3 separate regions of the Homo sapiens genome follow, and regions 1 and 2 are each linked to region 3. Evidence: chromatin contacts called from ENCODE Hi-C or POLR2A ChIA-PET data. All regions are on one chromosome and are shown on one strand. The core of a region is the stretch at or near the end of the contact, and the rest is flanking DNA. Distances in the headings are between cores, read along the strand shown. Region 1 overlaps SCNN1B (sodium channel epithelial 1 subunit beta). Region 2 holds the start of DCTN5 (dynactin subunit 5). Region 3 overlaps METTL9 (methyltransferase 9, His-X-His N1(pi)-histidine).

What was found. Hi-C counts contacts between places; a loop is a spot of excess contacts on that map. ChIA-PET counts read pairs that join two places held with the same protein, here RNA polymerase II (POLR2A). Pooled maps may share reads with other maps.
Region 1: a loop to region 3 is called in a pooled map, with 3 times the contacts of the local background. The contact joins two enhancer-like sites. A Hi-C loop is called at or near these places in 10 of 37 single-sample maps with no recorded cell type and 5 of 50 pooled maps.
Region 2: a pooled map shows a loop between it and region 3 (5-fold over the local background). The contact joins the promoter of DCTN5 here to the enhancer-like site in region 3. A Hi-C loop is called at or near these places in 2 of 50 pooled maps. POLR2A ChIA-PET finds 5 or more read pairs at or near these places in 2 of 52 experiments (H1 and activated B cell).

Annotation. Positions count from the first base shown.
Region 1 is chr16:23,323,635-23,327,382 of GRCh38, forward strand. All of the region lies in intron 1 of SCNN1B (sodium channel epithelial 1 subunit beta), which reads left to right. Among named protein-coding and RNA genes, the nearest start is that of SCNN1B, 23 kb to the left of the region's middle. Within about 2 kb of position 1,282, at least 11 of the 41 ENCODE cell types and tissues checked have a DNase peak (open chromatin) inside an H3K27ac peak, as active enhancers do.
Region 2 is chr16:23,640,216-23,643,823 of GRCh38, forward strand. DCTN5 (dynactin subunit 5) reads left to right here and starts at 1,251. Exons shown (of 6, transcript NM_032486.4): 1 at 1,251-1,375; 2 at 2,740-2,808. The coding sequence starts at 1,328. It overlaps PALB2 (partner and localizer of BRCA2), which reads right to left and starts at 1,095. Exons shown (of 13, transcript NM_024675.4): 1 at 895-1,095. The coding sequence starts at 942. RefSeq lists a silencer at 162-396 and an enhancer at 1,524-2,313.
Region 3 is chr16:21,645,762-21,649,654 of GRCh38, forward strand. All of the region lies in intron 4 of METTL9 (methyltransferase 9, His-X-His N1(pi)-histidine), which reads left to right. IGSF6 (immunoglobulin superfamily member 6) reads right to left here. Exons shown (of 6, transcript NM_005849.4): 2 at 1,372-1,731. LOC124903663 (a long non-coding RNA gene) reads left to right here. Exons shown (of 2, transcript XR_007065025.1): 2 at 1,171-1,706. Among named protein-coding and RNA genes, the nearest start is that of IGSF6, 4.9 kb to the right of the region's middle. Within about 2 kb of position 1,575, at least 8 of the 41 ENCODE cell types and tissues checked have a DNase peak (open chromatin) inside an H3K27ac peak, as active enhancers do.

The DNA.
Region 1 (3,748 bases), core at 32-2,531, 1.7 Mb after region 3:
CCAACTTCTTAACCACTACCCCATTGTAAAGGAAAGTGCAAGGAATTAAAGGAGACATCTAGGCTGGGACCAGGTTGCAAGGTGTCTTAGAAGCCAGCTAAGGGTTGAGGGGCCTTTATTCTATAGACACCAGTAGCCCTTGAAAGTTTCTGACAGGAGCATGACATAGACAGCTAAGCCTCAGGGAAGTGCAGGCCAAAGACTGAATCTTTCATTTACCAAGCTGGGAAATTCCCCTTCCAGCATCAGTCCTTTCTAAGGCAATTAAGTATCTAAACTCAGCAACCACCTACACATTTCATCCTTCTTTCTCCCTAATGAATTACAGTAGCCAACCTTCATTCAACAGGATGCTGAGAGCTTTATATGCATTTTAACCCTCACTGAAAACCAAACAAAAACGCAAGGAGGGAGGTACTATTGCTGGCCTCATTTGCAAATGAGACAACTGAGGCTCAGAGAGGTGATGCGATTTTGCCAAGATCACACAGCCACCCAGCCAGTAAGAGATGGGATGAAGATGCCACCCAAGTCTGTCTAACTCAAAAGCTCACTTTTTTTTTTTTTTTTTGAGACAGGGTCTTGCTCTGTTGTCCAGGGTGGAGTGCAGCGGTACAGTCATAGATCACTGCAGCCTGGAACTCCTGGGATCCAGCGAACCTCTCACCTCAGCCTCCCAAGTAGCTGGGACCACAGGCATGCACCACTTCACCCAACTAATTTCTTTTGTTTTTTGTTGTTGTTGCTTTTAGAGATGGTGGTCTCACTATATTGCCCAGGCTGGTCTGGAACTCCTGGCTTCAAGCAATCCTCCCACATCAGCCTCTCAAAGTGCTGGAATTACAGGCCTGAGCCACTGGCCCCTGGCACATTTTTAATAATAATAGGATCATTCCTGTTTCTCAAAGTGAAACAGAGAAAAAGAAACTATAGCTTGTCCTCCTACATAAGCCTCCAAACATTATCAGGTTGACCTTATTTTTCTGACTCTATTCTGGAATACCGCATTTTATTCCCAATGGAACAACCACCTCCCTTCTCCACCTCTACCCATCCTACCCCACCCCACACACACACGCCCCTGGCATCTTTCAAGGCTTGGCAGAAACTACCCTCTCCAAGTTGCCTCCAGCATTGGCAGGGAGGGAGCAGATGAAACTGACCACACTCTTCCCTGCTGGCTGTCAACACACACCACCCATCCTGGGCAAGTGGCCACTTCCATTTCTGGGGATGGGCTTAGGTGCTCACCATTGGCACCCCCCCAAGTCCTCTTTGTCCATTGGGACACAATGACATGGCTCCTGGCATGGGGCCTGGTGGGCAGGGTGTTTTCCTGTGTAATTGTACTCATACAGGGTAAAGCCCGGTGCAGCTGAGTGCTCTGGCAATAAGGAAAGCAAACACAGCAATAAGACTCTGTCAACAAGGGTATGGGAGAAAGGAGCCATCCAGGAAATGCAAGCTCTGGTGCAGCCACCTCCTCTGAAATCCCTCTTTGGTTCACTCCATCCCCAGCAGGACAGGTCCAGAAATTATGAAAAGAGTTGTCAGGCTGCTAGAGACCCAAGGCAGATTTTTCTAGTTGATTGAACGCTCTCCCTTTTGGTTGCTTTTATGTATTTTTCTTTTTTCTTTTTCTTTTTTTTGAGTCTGGAGTCTCACTTTGTCGCCCTGGCTGGAGTACGGTGGTGCGATCTCAGCTCATTGCAACCTCCGCCTCCCAGGTTCAAGTGACTCTCCTGCCTCAGCCTCCCGAGTTTTTGGGATTACCTTCCTGCACCACCATGCCCAGCTAATTTTTGCATTTTCAGTAGAGACGGGATTTCACCATGTTGGCCAGGCTGGTCTCAAACCTTTGACCTCAAGTGATCTGCTCACTTCAGCCTCCCAAAGTGCTGGGATTACAGGTATGAGCCACCGTGCCCAGCCTCTTTTTTGAATTTTTTTTTAAACTATAAAAGTAATACAATTTTGGAAAACAGGTACAAATATCAGAATGCAAGTTGAAATGCGCATCCGATCTTAACTTCTTATACAAACCCCTGTTCTGCCAAATAGTAGAAACTTAATTCCAACCCATCCAGCATCTCCCCAGATCCTTACACCAGGGTTGTACCTAAATTCAAGGAAGGAGGCTGGACATGGAGGCTCACATCTGTAATCTCAACACTTTGAGAGGTCGAGGCGGAAGGATTTCTTTAGACCATGAGTTTGAGACCAGCCTGGGCAACATAGTGAGACCCTGTCTCTAATAAATAAATAAATAAATAAATAAATAAATAAATATAAATAAAAGCCACACAGCTGTAGTCTCAGCTACTTAGCTACTCGGGAGACTGAGGTGGGAATATCTCTTGAGCCAGGGAGTTTGAGGCTGCAGTGAGCTATGATTGCACCACTGCACTCCAGCCTGGGCAACAGAGCAAGACCTTGTCTCTAAAATAAACAAAACAAAAAAATTCTTGGAAGCTTAACTTTTTTTTTTAAGTCTGTATTTCCTGCTTCCCTACAACTATCTTTGCCTAACAATAGATTTTTTCATATACTTAGAATCCTGGTTTTTTTCAAGCAGCATTCTATTATAAGCTTTTTTCCATTTTGCTATTAAAAATTATCTTCTCATTTATTACTTTTATGATGCAAGCAATATATGTTCATTGTAGGAAAGTTACAAAGCACAGATAAACTAAAACAATTTCTTAAAAATAACTCAAGATCCTGCTACCCAGAGATAATCATTATAAACGTTCTGGTTAATGCCATCTGTGTTATTTTTCCTATGCACATAGATGCATATAAACCCACATGGTTTTTTTGTTTTTTGTTTTGTTTCTTTGTTTGTTTTGAGACAGAGTCTCACTCTGTCACCCAGGCTGGAGTGCTGTGGTGTGATTTCGGCTCACTGCAAACTCTGCCTCCCAGGGTCAAGCAATTCTCCTGCCTTAGCCTCCCGAGTAGCTGGGATTATAGGTGTGCGCCACCATGCCCAGCTAATTTTTTTTGTATTTTTAGTAGAGACAGGGTTTCATCATGTTGGCCAGCCTGGTTTCAAACTCCTGGCCTCAAGTGATCCACCTGCCTCAGCCTCCCAAAGTGCTAGGATTACAGGTGTGAGCCACCACACTCAGTCATTATTTTTTATTTTTACAAATTTATGGGGAACAAATGCAGTTTTGCTACATGGATATACTGCCTAGTGGTGACGTCTGGGTTTTCAGTGTAACAGTGTACAGCGTACCCATTAGGTAATTCCTCATTCCTAACCCCTCTCCTACTCTCTCAAGTCTCCAGTGATTATTATGTTCTTTTATTGCTATTGCCCAGGCTGGAGTGCAGTGGTGCAATCATAGCTCACCACAGCCTCAAACTCCCAGACTCAAGCAATCTTCCCGCCTCAGCCTTCCAAGAAGCTGGGACTACAGGCATGCATCACTATGCTCAGCTAACGTTTTTATTTTTTGTAGAGGTGGGATCTCGCTATATTGCCCTGGATGGTCTCAAACTCCTGGCCTCAAGTGATCCTCCCACCTTGACCTCTCAAAGTGCTGGGATTACAGACAGGAGCCACCATGCCTGGCCTAACATAGTTTTTTTAAAAAAACAAAAATAATTGGCTGGGAATGGTGGCTCACGCCTGTAATCCCAGCACTTTGGGAGGCCAAGACAGGCAGATCACCTGAGGCCAGGAGTTCAAGATCAGCCTGGCCAACATGGTGAAACCTCCATCTCTACTAAGAATACAAAA
Region 2 (3,608 bases), core at 1-2,500, 2.0 Mb after region 3:
GGATTATCTTGTTTACTTATAAATGATCTTTCTCACCTCCACCAGAAGGTAAGCCAGGATAAGAATAACATCAGCACAAGCTGGAAACATCCTAAAAGTCTATCAGTAAAGTACAGTCTAAAGAAGCAAGGGCACTTCCAAGGCCAGGTGCAGTGGCGGGTTCGTGTAATCCCAGCTACTCGGGAGGCTGAGGCAGGAGAGTCGCTTGATCCCAGGAAGCGGAGGTTGCAGTGAGCCGAGATCGCGCCACTGCACCCCAGCATGGGTGGCAGAGTGAGACTCTGTCTCAAAAAAGAAGAAAAACAGAAAAGGAAGAAAAAAGAAACAAAACGAGGGCACTTCCAAACTACAACATACTGTCTAGAACTTAAAAAAGAAAGCAAGGTAGATAAACATGTCCTGACAGGAAAGCTAAACGGAACCTGCAGAACCATTCAGATCATACCATTTATGAACATTCCCTTCTCCAAAAAATATACATAGGATTCCTTTTTGGTGGTTAGGGATACGCCCCTCCTCCACCACCCACATTAACACACGAAAGGACCTGGAAGTACCAGACTTAAAAGATTTACTTGAGGCCGTCCGGGGGGAGAAGTAAAGATTGAGGGTGTGGGAGGGGGGAGGAGCAAGGGTGTCGATACAGCTTTATCTACAAACTGTTACACATTGTATTAATGCGCTGCTACTGTAATGAAATTTGTTCTTTAAACGCCACCACGTGAGCACCACGCTATTTCCACATTTTCATTTTCTGTGCCCCCTCAGCCCTAAGAGGAGGGGGTGGTCAGATGATACTGCTGCCCTCGGACTGCCGAGGACACAAAGCCAGGCCTAAAACCCTGGGAAAGCGGGGTCAGAGTCCTGCGTCCGCCCTTCCCGCACCCCCGGCACCTTTTCCTTCTCCTCACAGCTGAGGGGCTTCCCGGGAGGCTCGTCCATCGGGCAGGCGACAGAACGAAAAGAGCAGCCGTCGCCGACCCCAGGCCTGCCGACACCGGGACCCAGTTGGCCCTGGGCCGGGGAGGCGCCCCAGGAAGGAATGGGGAGCCCGGGATCGCACCCTCAGTGCGCGATCAGCTGACCCACGCGGGCCAAGCGCGCCCTAAACTCCGGCCAATTAAATCCACCATTCGGCCTGCGCACGCGCAGCCGTAGACGGCCGAGCAGTGGAGCGAGGCCGCCTAAAGGAGAGCCGCGCTGTCGATGAGTCCCAGTGGGCCACCTGGAGCGGAAGTGGAGGAGCGGCCGGAAGTAGCCGGAATCTCTGAAAGACTGACCGACTGACTCTGACAGGATCCGGGGCTGAGGGAAGGAGGCGGCGGCCATGGAGTTGGGCGAGCTGCTCTACAACAAGTCTGAGTACATCGAGACGGTGCGCGGGTCCAGATATGTATCCTCCTCTTTCCAACCCTGCGTCCCTTTGAGGCCTGGTCGGCGTTCCCAACCTGCCCCTACCCCACCAACCCCTGTCCCTTTGGCCATTAGTCCCGGATTATCTAGCGATGCCCCGTGTACCGTCTGGCTTTGCTGTTTACTCCGCGCTTGGCCAGTTGAGGCCTTTTGTATTTATTCCTGATTTTCTCATAGGGGTAAAGTGCCTTCGGGAGGATAGGACAAGTCCCATCCTGTTCATACGAATTACAGCTCGGACTTCGGGCCCTTTTACACTGCCTTTTGTATCTGTTAACTTGCGCTAAAAACGATTCGGTTCTTTTTTTTTGAGGAAGGGGGTTGGGGGGCGGAGACTCTGTCGCCCAGTCCTGAGGGCCGCGGCGCGATCTCTGCTCACTGCAACCTCCGCCTCCCGGGTTCAAGCGATTCTCCTGCCTCAGCGTCTCGAGTAGCTGGGATTACAGGCGCCCGCCACCACGCCCGGCTAATTTTTGTATTTTTTGGTAGAGACGGGGTTTCACCGTGTTGGCCAGGCAGGTCCCTAACTCTTGACCTCAGGTGATCGACCCGCCTCGGCCTCCCAAAGTGCTGGCATTACAGGCGTGAGCCACCGCACCCTGCCGATTTGGTTCTTTATGATCAGTACATGATATGTTTGTAAAATCTTGGAAACAGGGCAAGTGGTCAATTAACGTTACTATCGTTATTTTGGTTTTCTTTGCTTTCTCACAACTCTGATACTCATAGTCATTATCCTCGTTTTAAGGCCGTAAAGCCCACGCGTGGAAGTGGGATTTGAATCCGCGTCTGTCTGATGCCACCAAGCTATAGACATTCAAATTATGAGTTTATTCCTTGAGTCCCTAGTTTCCTTTGTGTTTTTATTTTTTGAGACAGGTTCTCACTCTGTTGCCCAGGCTGGAGTGCAGTGGCACAATCACAGCTCATTGCAGCCTCGGCCTTCCAGGCTCAAGCGATCCTCTAGCCTCAGCCTTCTGAGGAGCTGGGACTACAGACACGCGCCACCATGCCCGGCTAATTAAAAAATTTTTTTTTTGTTGAGAAGGGGTCTCACTATGTTGCCTAGGCTGGTCTTGAGCTCCTGTCCTCAAGGGATCCGTCTGCCTCAGCCTCTCAAAGTGCTGAGATTACAGGCATGAGCCACCATACTCAGCCATAGTTTCCTAATCCATCATTGCTTTTTTGATATCCTGGACTCACTCCATTGTGGACAGCACCCCACTTTATGTTTTTTTCTCTCAAATGGGAGCTTTCTTGATGGAAACCTGTAGTCCAGAAACCTATTAAGTTTGCTTTCCCCGGTTTTCCGTTGTTTTCTTTTAGGCATCTGGGAACAAAGTCAGTCGCCAGTCAGTGTTGTGTGGAAGCCAGAACATCGTTCTCAATGGCAAGGTAAGGGACAAAGCCAGCTCCAGGCTGCAAACCTTAGCTTGCGTTCTGCTAATTGTCACCACAGCAGGGCAGATAAAATGTTGCCATATCTCCTATTTATTGTTTACATTTTTAATTCTCTTGTTTTTAAATTTTTTATTTTGTAAATTGGATCTCCTTTTTGTTTTTTTTTTGTTTCGGTTTTTTTTGAGACAGTCTCACTCTGTCGCCCAGGCTGGAGTGCAGTGGCCCCATCTCAGGTCGCTGCAACCTCCGTCTCCCAGGTTCAACCAGTTCTCCTGCCTCAGCCTCCCGAGTAGCTGGGATTACAGGCAGCTGCCACCAAGCCCGGCTAATATTTTGTATTTTTAGTAGAGACAGGGTTTCATCATGTTGGCCAGGCTGGTCTTGAACTCCTGCCCTCAAGTGATCCACCCACCTCGGCCTCCCAAAGTGCTGGGATTATAGGTGTGAGCCACTGCACCCAGCCTAAGTTGGATCTCTTGAATGCAAAAAGGTTCAATAAGAGGCAACAGAAAACCTTTTTTCTTTTATGCCAGGAACAAAATACAGTGGTACCTAGAACCAACATTATTTTATGATATAGTGTGCATTAAACTACTGGGCACAAAGTGTAACAGGTAATGAAATATTTGAAGGTAGAAACTAAAGTAATACTTATAAAATTATCTCTTTAGTAAAAATTAATAATTCACTATTAACTGAAACTCTTAAAACGAATGTGACAATTGGAAAAGATATTAAAGTATGAGACAAATATGCAAAGTGGAATCTGAAAGCCTGAGAATCTTGTAATCCAA
Region 3 (3,893 bases), core at 325-2,824:
ATACAAATCTCTAAAGCTGTGTGTGTTTTCATATCAGTAGCTAACATTTGTTATTTGCTATATGCCAGGCACTATTAAAAATGCTTTAAGTGCCTTAACTTATTTATAATTTAGCTGACAGATGAGAATAAACTAAGGTTAAATGACATTTGAATATCAAAAGCCCATTAGAACCCTCGTAGTTTAAAAGCACAGGTTATAATACTGGATGGTCTCCCTTCCTCAGAGTCCTATTTTGAAATCGAAGGGCTGGTTGATTTTGAGTTCATGTTTTAACAATCTCTGCTCATCATACCAGGGTCCTTCCTAAGGGAAGAGACCCCAACAAGGCGAGGAGTTGCTGCTGTTCTCTTTTTTCCTTCAGAATCATGTAAAGCTTTTTCTCTGAAATTCCCCCTTTTTTTTTCTCGGGAATGTCTTAATCTCAGTTTACTCAAGGGAATGACTTGGTGAAATTACTGATAGGATTTAGCTATGTTTGATGTCCTCGCTCGGCTGAGGAATTGTCATGGGTTTTATCAAATCTCAGGAAGTGAGAGTCATCACTTTCCGTTCACTGATGTCCAGGCAGAATGGGAAGGGTCAGGGATCCCTGAGTAGCTTCTCTCCAAATCTGTGCTTATTCTCCATGTTGCATAGTTTCTGTGGGTCCAATTTATTGATCTTTTACACTTCTCTAGTGCTTTGTTCTAGGTGGTGCATTACCAGACTAGTTCCTGAGAAAGCTGATAGTTACTCACCACAAGGTTCCCTTTGGACATGGTACTTTACACTAAATCACTGTAATATACAAAAGAGGTGAACATGGTTGGTTAAACATCACCATGTAGGGAGAATAGAGCACCCAGCAAATCACTGACTTTGTGTTAGTGGATGTTCGAGATGGATTGGAGTAGTTCTTTTGTTTTTCTGAGATGGAGTCTTGCTTTGTTGCCCAGACTGGAGTGCAGTAGTGCGATCTCGGTTCACTGCAACCTTCGCCTCCTGGGTTACAAGCGATTCTCCTGCCTCAACCTCCCAAGCAGCTGGGACTACAGGTGCATGCCACCATGCGCGGCTAATTTTTGTATTTTGAGTAGAGATGGGGTTTCACCATGTTGGCCAGGCTAGTCTTGAACTCCTGACCTCAAGTGATTCGTCCACCTCAGCCTCAAAGTGCTGGGATTACAGGTGTGAGCCACCACGCCCAGCCAGTTGGAGTAGTTCTTTAGTCCAAACCTCATGGTGACTTGTGTTCAGATCACACCCATCACTGGCTAGGGTATTAACTTAGCAAATTTATCTCCTGATTTCTACATGTGAGTGAGGTAATGATTTTACAGGCCTGAACAAGATGCAATGATGCACTGAAATAAAGCCTCGCTGACTGACCTCTTACCACCAGTGTGGTCCCTCCTCCTGTCTGTTTAGCTCTCGCTTCCGGCACACTGGGGAATGCTATTCCACAGATGTAAATTGCACTGTCATTTGAAGTCACTCTGTTTACAGTGAGGGAAACTTGGTTTTCTTTGAGGGCCTCCCTCACTGTGAACTTGTCTGCCTCACTTTTGCACCCGTCCAAGCACAGGTTCTCAGGCTGGTGAGCACCGTAGCGAAACCACAGGCATGTTGGTTGCTCAGAAGGGCATCCGGTTGCGGAGAAGGTACACTTTATGGTGACGGCCTCATGAGTGTAGTCCACTTCTAGGTACCACGGTTGTGTGACAGAGAGAGTACAGGCGCCCACAGCACCTGTGGGAGGAAGCAGATGAGTGGGTTAATGGGCCTGCCACCTCACTTTGTGCTTTTATTATATTTTTGAGGTAGGAAACCCAGCCATTCTGTTATTTTTCTTACCTTAATCCCAATATAAATAAGACTAAAAATAAACACCAGTGGTCCTCACTTGCCCCAACTCCTCCTGTTTTCTGACCTTGACCTGCTGGGTCACATGATGTCTGTTCACTGGAGGCCAGCCCTAGAGAGGCTTCAGGGGAACAGAGTCCCTGTGCAGGAGGCCTGCATAGAGGTGGCACCGTATTGGACTCAGAAGTTTGGGGTCCATCTGTGACTCTTGCTCCTTACAAGCTTTCCTTCGATCCAATCACTTAATCTCCTGCCTGCTTTCTTGTCCGCACCCTGGCCTCCCCAGAGTGCTGTGTTCAGTGTGGTAACCTGTGTCCCCAGACGAACGTTGCTGCCGCTGATGGAGCCTATGAGCAGCAGCGATGTTTGTGCTTTGTGGGAGTTGAGATCGCCAGGAATTCATGGCCATTCACAATTGTTTCTTTGTGAGCCTGGTGTCCCTTTGGGAAACATGATAAAAGGCAACATGTACACCTGTGGAAATGCAGCCCTGGCTTAGCCTACCATGTCTTTGATTACTGAGCAGGGACCATATGAGCTCGCCAGGCCATAGCTAAGCAGATTTGGTTTCTCCCTGGCGTGTGTGCTGCTTTGTAGGCCCTTGTAGCATTTATCTTATTTAATTAACAATATTGTGATAAAGAGCACAGACTTGAGTTCAAATCCTAGCTCTGCCTGTTCCCAGCATTATAATCTCAGTATCTCAGTTTCCTCATTAGAAAATGGGGATAGTATTGTTGACCTCATGCAGTTAGTGTGACGTTCAAGATGATGCCTAGGAAGTGTTTACCTGCCTAAGCTATAGTAAGTATTAAATACAAGGGAGCGATTGCTGCTGCAGCCGCCACTGCTACTGTTCCCACAGTGTCAGATGGCTGTTGGAGAGATGGTTGTGGACGTCTAGCCACAAGGTGTTCACAGAGCTGGGATTAGTCACCCACTCCAGTGTACTGTCCACCATGTGGTGCTCTTCCAAGTTATGAGGATTGAGTCCCCCACCTTGGCCTTTATATCCCAGGCATGTGAAGCTGGAAAGCCACTCGAGTGCACAAATGGAAAGACCCGCCCTAAACCCTTCTTTTGCGGCAGGGGAGGCCATAGGTAAAATAGTATTGGTTGAGACAAATTGGAATTTGTCAAGTTTTTGGTCTGAGTTCCGCCTGGTCATATATTCCCAAATGGTCCTATTTGTGTGAGTTTGTCCTTTGCTACTGTAAATGAAACTGAAAAGTCATCCAAGTGGTCTGATGCTTAATTTTCAGACAGGGGCTTTTTTCTCTTAGCGTTTCTCTTATGGATCCCCATTCATAACAGCAGAGGAATTAAAGTTAGAATCATGGCGTTTGTGATGCGAGTCTCTTCTCACCATGTTTTTTTGTTTTTGTTTTCATTTTTGTTATTGTTTTTGGACAGAGTCTCTGTCTCCCAGGCTGGAGTGCAATGGTGCAATCACGGCACACTGCAACTGTGACCTCCCAGGTTCAAGCCATCATCCTGCCTTAGCTTCTCAAAAGTAGCTGGGACTGTAGGCCTGCAGCACTGTGCCCAGCTAATTTTTGTATTTTTTGTAGAGACAGGGTTTCACCTTGTTACCTAGGCTGATCTTGCACCCCTAAACTCAAGCGACCCGCTTGCCTCGGCCTTCCAAAGTGCTGGGATTACAGGTGTGAGCCACTGCGCCTTGCTCTCTTCTCATCATGTTATATTTTAGTATTTGTGCAACATGAGATGAGCTGGGAGCTCTGTGGTGACCTGATAAATGCAAACCAGACAAGAGGGTGCAGTCACCTGGAGGAGGCCTGCAAGCTTCTCTGAGCTTCGTGTCTGTGGGAGGCCCAGCTCAGCTCCATCTCCAGCCAAGGGGATTGGATTCCCTCTCAAGTCTGAGAAATACAACCTCATGTCTCCTGCCCAGACTCAAGCACCTTACAAGTACAGTGAAACATTTTATAGTATATACTGAGTGGAAATTTAAAATGGAATTGGGTCTGCCAAAACTTAGCAAAGTTAAGCACTGTCTCAGTCTCAAGTCATCTTTCAGATAATGT